2 separate regions of the Homo sapiens genome follow, and region 1 is linked to region 2. A link is a loop called in an ENCODE intact Hi-C map of the cell type or tissue named here. Cell type or tissue: OCI-LY7. All regions are shown on one strand. Each heading gives the region's core, and the rest is flanking DNA. Links, peaks and the distances in the headings are about the cores only. Region 1 overlaps PRKCI (protein kinase C iota). Region 2 overlaps PRKCI (protein kinase C iota).

Region 1 (2,920 bases), core at 200-2,699, 59 kb after region 2:
ATTGCCAGGTGCAGTGGTTCACACCTGTAATCCCAGCACTTTGGGAGTCCAAGGCAGGAGGATTGCTTGAACCCAGGAGTTCAAGACCAGCTTGAGCAATATGGTGAGACCCTTATCTCTACAAAAAAATTTAAAATTAGCCAGCCATTGCTGGGCGCAGTGGCTCACACCTGTAATCCCAGCACTTTGGGAGGCTGAGGTGGGCGGATCACTTACCTTCATGAGGTCAGGAGTTTGAGACCAGCCCGGCCAGCATGGTGAAACCCCATCTCTACCAAAAACACAAAACTCACTGGGCATAGTGGCACACGCCTGTAATCCCAGCTACTCAGGAGGCTGAAGTGGTAGAAGCACTTGAACCCGGGAGGCAGAGGTTGCAGTGAGCTGAGATCGTGCCACTGTGCTCCAGCCTGGATGACAAAACAAGACTCCATCTCAAAAAAAAAAAAAAAAAAAATTTAGCCGAGCGTGATGGTGGCGCCTGTGGTCCCAGCTACTTGGGAGGTTGAGGTGGAAGGATTGCTTAAGCCCGGGAGGTCAAAGCTGCAGTGAGCTGTGATTGCATCACTGCACTCCAACCTGGGCAACAGAACAAGCCCCTTTCAAAAAAGAAGAAAAAAGATTAAAGCCATGTAAAAGTTAAATATAATACTATAATTTTTATCTTTCTAGTTATTTTGGAAAAACAAATTCGCATACCACGTTCTCTGTCTGTAAAAGCTGCAAGTGTTCTGAAGAGTTTTCTTAATAAGGTATAAATTGTGTATAAGAATATTTTGTGATTTGTCTCTTTCTATATATATCAAACTGGTCAGTAGCGGTTTGGGAAATGTAAAATTCCAAAACAGTAGAGAATGTAACTTTTTCAGTTTGACCCAGAATTTGTCTCTTACCCAAAGAGTAATTGACAGCATTAGATCCTGAGATAAGTTAGTTGTCCTTTCCATTTTGGCAATAAAATTTACTCCCCAGCTATATATTACATAATTTTTGTGTATGTGTAAATAATATATACCATATTCTCACATAGGGGAAGAGTTAATCTTTGGGTTTAGCCATAATTGTACTTTGAACTCTGTTTCCATTTTCTCTGTATCATTATCCATAGAATCTATTTATTACCATGTACTTTTTGAGCACGTGGGCCGCAGTGCTCCCTACAAATTCTCATGTCAAAAATGCTATAATTAGGTAAGATTCGGAAGAAATGAAATGCTATCTTTGGCTCTTAAAAATGTGAACATCATTCAATTGTTTGTTGCTGTTGGTAGGCTAGAGGAGTTTTAGGATCTAGGAGTGTGGTCTTGGCAATTATAAATTCTACTTTAAATAAATGGTATGATAGAAAAGTTGATGTACATTTACCTTCTAAGGTAAATAGATAAGATAATGAGTTTTAATAAAATAAGAAATTGAAGCCTTTTAAAAAATGAACAATTTATGTGAGGAAAGATTTAAACTTGAAACCTAATTTTTCACATAGTGAAAAATGAAGGCAAGAGGTGTTGATATGCAAAATAAAATACCTTTTATCAGAAAGAAAAATGGGAACATATTCTCATTCATAGTGATGAATAAGCCAAGACTTTTTATAAGTTGCAGGCTCCTCAGTCCAGTGATTCAGATAATGGTTGTATCATTGTCTTACACAGGTGGTGGTTTGTTGCTATAATTGGGCATGGGGATTTTAAATTAAGCTAAAAACAAACTTCTCATGAAGTTTGGAGGTTTGCATGTTTTGACTCTCACACTAGGTCATGCAAAGAAATGGCTGGGTGCTGTCAAATGATTCTGCTGTTCTCTTTTTCCTCCTGTTTTTCTTTAGCAAGGAATTGGTGATGATTCTCTGTTTTAATTACATGATGGGTGGAGAAAGTGCCTTGAGGAATCACAAGTTTCAAATAACTCAATTTGTTCTGGAGTTGTACTTTCTAGAAATAAAAGGTAGACCATTCCAACTTCAGAAATAAGAGTATCATGTGAGGGCACACAACACAGATCACAAAGATGATTTATTTTAAAGCATGACATTCACCCAATTCTTGAAACATTTCTTTCACCATAGGACCCTAAGGAACGATTGGGTTGTCATCCTCAAACAGGATTTGCTGATATTCAGGGACACCCGTTCTTCCGAAATGTTGATTGGGATATGGTATGTAAATTTTGATTACTCAACTATTAGGTTTCATTATTATCTTGGGCCAATTTTTTGTTGTTGTTCTGTTTGTTTTTAGACAGAGTCTTGCTCTGTCACCGAGGCTGGAGTACAATGGCACGATCTCAGCTCACTGCAACCTCCGCCTCGCGAGTTCAAGCAGTTCTGTCTCTGCCTCCCTAGTAGCTGGAATTACAGTCACTCACCACCATGCCCAGCTAATTTTTGTATTTTTAGTAGAGATGGGGGGGGTTTCACAATGTCGGCCAGGCTGGTCTCGAACTCCTGACCTCAGGTGATACACCCACCTCGGCCTCCCAAAGTGCTGGGATTACAGATGTGAGCCACCACACCCGGCCTATCTCGGGCCAAATTTTATTGTCTTAGCTAACATATCACAGCTTTAAAAACTTAAAACCACTTTCTAAACTGCTTTTTAGAAAACTTTTAAAACAAAAAAAAAATTCAATTTTTTTTTAATTTATTATTTTTTTTCTGAGACGGAGTCTCATTCTGTCACCCAGGCTGGAGTGCAGTAGTGTGATCTCTGCTCACTGCAACCTCCACCTCCTGGGTTCAAGCAATTCTGCCTCAGCTTCCTGAGTAGCTGGGATTACAGGCACACGCCACCACGCCCAGCTAATTTTTGTATTTTTAGTAGAGACGGGGTTTCATCATGTTGGCCAGGCTGGTCTTGAACTCTTGACCTCAAGTGATCCACCCGCCTCAGCCTCCCAAAGTGCTGGGATTCCAGGGGTGAGC
Region 2 (2,920 bases), core at 97-2,596:
CTTTTTTAAGCATAAGGTAAGCATCTCATCAAATAGTGTGATGTTTTACTTTAATTTTGTTTTTTCTTTGAATTAAATTTTTTTTTTTTATTTTTTAAAGACAGGGTCTTGCTAAGTTGTCCAGGCTGGTCTCCAACTCCTGGCCTCAAGTGATCTTCCCATCATGACCTCCCAAAGTACTGGGATTGCAAGCAGGAGCCACTGCATTCAGCTTCACTTTATTTTTTAATTTAAATTTTTTTTTTTTGAGACAGAGTCTGGCTCTGTCGCCCAGGCTGGAGTGTAGTGGCATGATATCAGCTCACTGTAACCTCCGCCTCCAAGGTTCAAGCAATTCTTGTGCCTCAGCCTCCCAAGTAGCTGGGATACAGGGGTGCACCACCACACCCAGATAATTTTTGTATTTGTAGTAGAGACGGGGTTTTGCCGTGTTGCCCAGGCTGGTCTTGAACTCCTGGCCTCAAGTGATCTGCCCACCTAGGCCTCCCAAAGTGCTGGGATTACAGGTATGGGCCACCACACCTGGCCCCCAGCTTCACTTTAATTTTGAATATGTGTTGTCTTATATTTTAATTTAAGAGATTACCTATTTTTAAGCTGAATATTACCTTAAAGAAAATATTGTGGAATGAAAGTGATTTTGACAATCATTATTTCAAAGTAGTGGCAGAAACCTGATACCTCAGTGACTTGTACTCAGAAAACATTTATCATATATGTAGGCTTACGCCTGTAATCCCAGCACTTTAGAGTCTGAGGTGGGAGGATTGCTTGAGGCCAGGAGTTTGAGAACAGCCTGGGCAACATTGTGAGACCCTGTCTCTACAAAAAGTTTTTAAAACTTATCTGGTGGTAGCGTGCACCTGTGGTCCCAGCTACTTGGGAGGCTGAGGTGGGAAGATTGCTCGAGCCTGGAAGGTCAAGGCTGAAGATGGGCCCTGATTGTGCCACTGCACTCCAGCAACAAAGCAAGCAAAGCAAGACCCTGTCTCAAAAAAAAAAAAAAAAGAAAGAAAAAGGGAAAAAGAAGCAAATATCTGTGTGCTGAGGACAGACATTTCCTATCCTCAAACCCATAGTCTGATAGGGAGATGGACACATGTGTAACAAATGTGATAAATTCTGGAACATAAACGCATAGGGGCCTTGAGGAATACAAAGGAAGACACATCTATAATACATCTGCAATGTTTGACATAAACCTGTAACAGAGTAGAAGTTTTTGAGGTAGAGGAGGTGAGGAGAAAACCATATAGGCTGAAGAAGAATATGTAGAAAGGCACAGAAATGTGAAGAACATGATGAGTGAAAAGCAGTAATTCACTGTATCTGAAGTATGAAGTGGTGAAGTATGAATTGGCCTACAGTTTAACAGGCTCCACGGGTGAGTTGTATGAATACAGAAATTTGTTTGAGAAGCATGAGACTAGATCCCCAAGAGCTTTGCAGATCACATTAAATTTTATTTTACATGACTATTATGGAAGTCTAGTTAAAAGGTACCCTAAAGAAAGGGTGGGTTGGGGGTGAGGGATAAAGGCCTACATATTGGGTACAGTGTACACTGCTCAGGTGATAGGTGCAGCAAAATCTCAGAAGTCACCACTAAAAGAACTTACTCATGTAACCAAACACCACCTGCTCCTTGAAAACCTGTGGAAATAAAAAAAGAGAGAAGATACCCTAAATATACTACTTTTTTTACAATAGTTTTCTGTTAATTGTTATACAAATAGAATTTCATTTTAAGGAATGTCATAATATTTAGCTCAATATTTGGGATCATTTCTATCTTCCCTGATATAAAGAACTCTGGAAAGTCATTATTGAAGCTCCAAGCTATAGGTAAACATAAACACATTCTCATTTTTTAAAACAGTGTTCCTGAAGTAATTCATGTTCACTGTTCAGGAAAAAAAGTAGTGCAAAAATTTATGAAATGTAAAAAGAAGCCTCCTGTTTTTCCTTTTTTCTCTCTCCTCCCTCACCAATTCCAATTGTAAGAGAATAGCTTAGTATGTATCCTTCTATATATTTTCTATGCATTTGCAAACGTGTATGTATGTTTCTATAAATTCTTTATTAACAGTTTTATTAACATGACAAATGACATACAGCTGATATTTTGCAGACCTGGTGGGCATGGGGAGCTTGGAGCCCAGTGCCACCCACCCTGGCCCTCCATGGCCTTAAAAAAAAATTATATGGGGCCGGGCATGGTTTCTCATGCCTATAATCCCAGCATTTTGGGAGGCCGAGGCGGGTGGATGGCCTGAGGTCAGGAGTTCGAGACCAGCCTGACCAGCATAGTGAAACCCCATCTCTACTGAAAATAGAAAAATTACCTGAGCGTGGTGGCGGGTGCCTGTAATCCCAGCTACTAGAGAGGGTGAGGCAGGAGAATCACTTGAACCTGGGAGACGGAGGTTACAGTGAGCTGAGATTGTGTCGTTGTACTCCTGCCTGGGCAACAGAGCGAGACTCCATTTCAAAAAAAAAAAAATTATATACAAATCGTTATGCAGTGTTTTCCTTTATAGTATGCGCTGGACATTTTTTCATTTCAGTGTACTTCAATTTGCATCATTACTCTTTTTTTTTTTTTAGTACTGCATAGTATTACATATTATAGATGTTTCATGATTAATCCCTTATCGATGGACATTTGGACTATTTCTAGTTTTTCACTACCATAAACAATATATAATGAACATTTCTTTTCTTTTTTTTTTTTTTTTTGAGACAGTCTCACTCTGTTGCCCAGGCTGGAGTGCAGTGTCTCGATCTCCGCCCACTGCAACCTCCTCCTCCTTGGTTCAAGCAATTCTTGTGCCCCAGCCTCCTGAGTAGCTGGGATTACAAGCGTGCAACACCATGCCTGCCTAATTTTTGTATTTTTAGTAGAGACGGGGTTTCACCA

The links. A loop is a pair of places that touch in the nucleus more often than their neighbours do. Peaks named below come from ENCODE experiments on the same cell type or tissue, not always from the same donor. Only the 100,000 strongest peaks of a DNase experiment are listed, where the experiment ranks them.
Region 1: a loop joins it to region 2, with 2.1 times the contacts of the local background. A loop is called at or near these places in 3 of 110 quality-filtered maps.

Annotation. Positions count from the first base shown.
Region 1 is chr3:170,295,239-170,298,158 of GRCh38, forward strand. It overlaps PRKCI (protein kinase C iota), which reads left to right. Exons shown (of 18, transcript NM_002740.6): 15 at 673-752; 16 at 2,066-2,155. Among named protein-coding and RNA genes, the nearest start is that of SKIL, 61 kb to the right of the region's middle. In OCI-LY7, for the core only: no CTCF peak of the experiment used is centred there; a DNase peak (open chromatin) is centred at 1,663; H3K4me3 peaks cover 512 bases; H3K27ac peaks cover 1,242 bases.
Region 2 is chr3:170,235,873-170,238,792 of GRCh38, forward strand. The region is part of intron 2 of PRKCI (protein kinase C iota); the gene reads left to right. Among named protein-coding and RNA genes, the nearest start is that of PRKCI, 15 kb to the left of the region's middle. In OCI-LY7, for the core only: no CTCF peak of the experiment used is centred there; no DNase peak of the experiment used is centred there.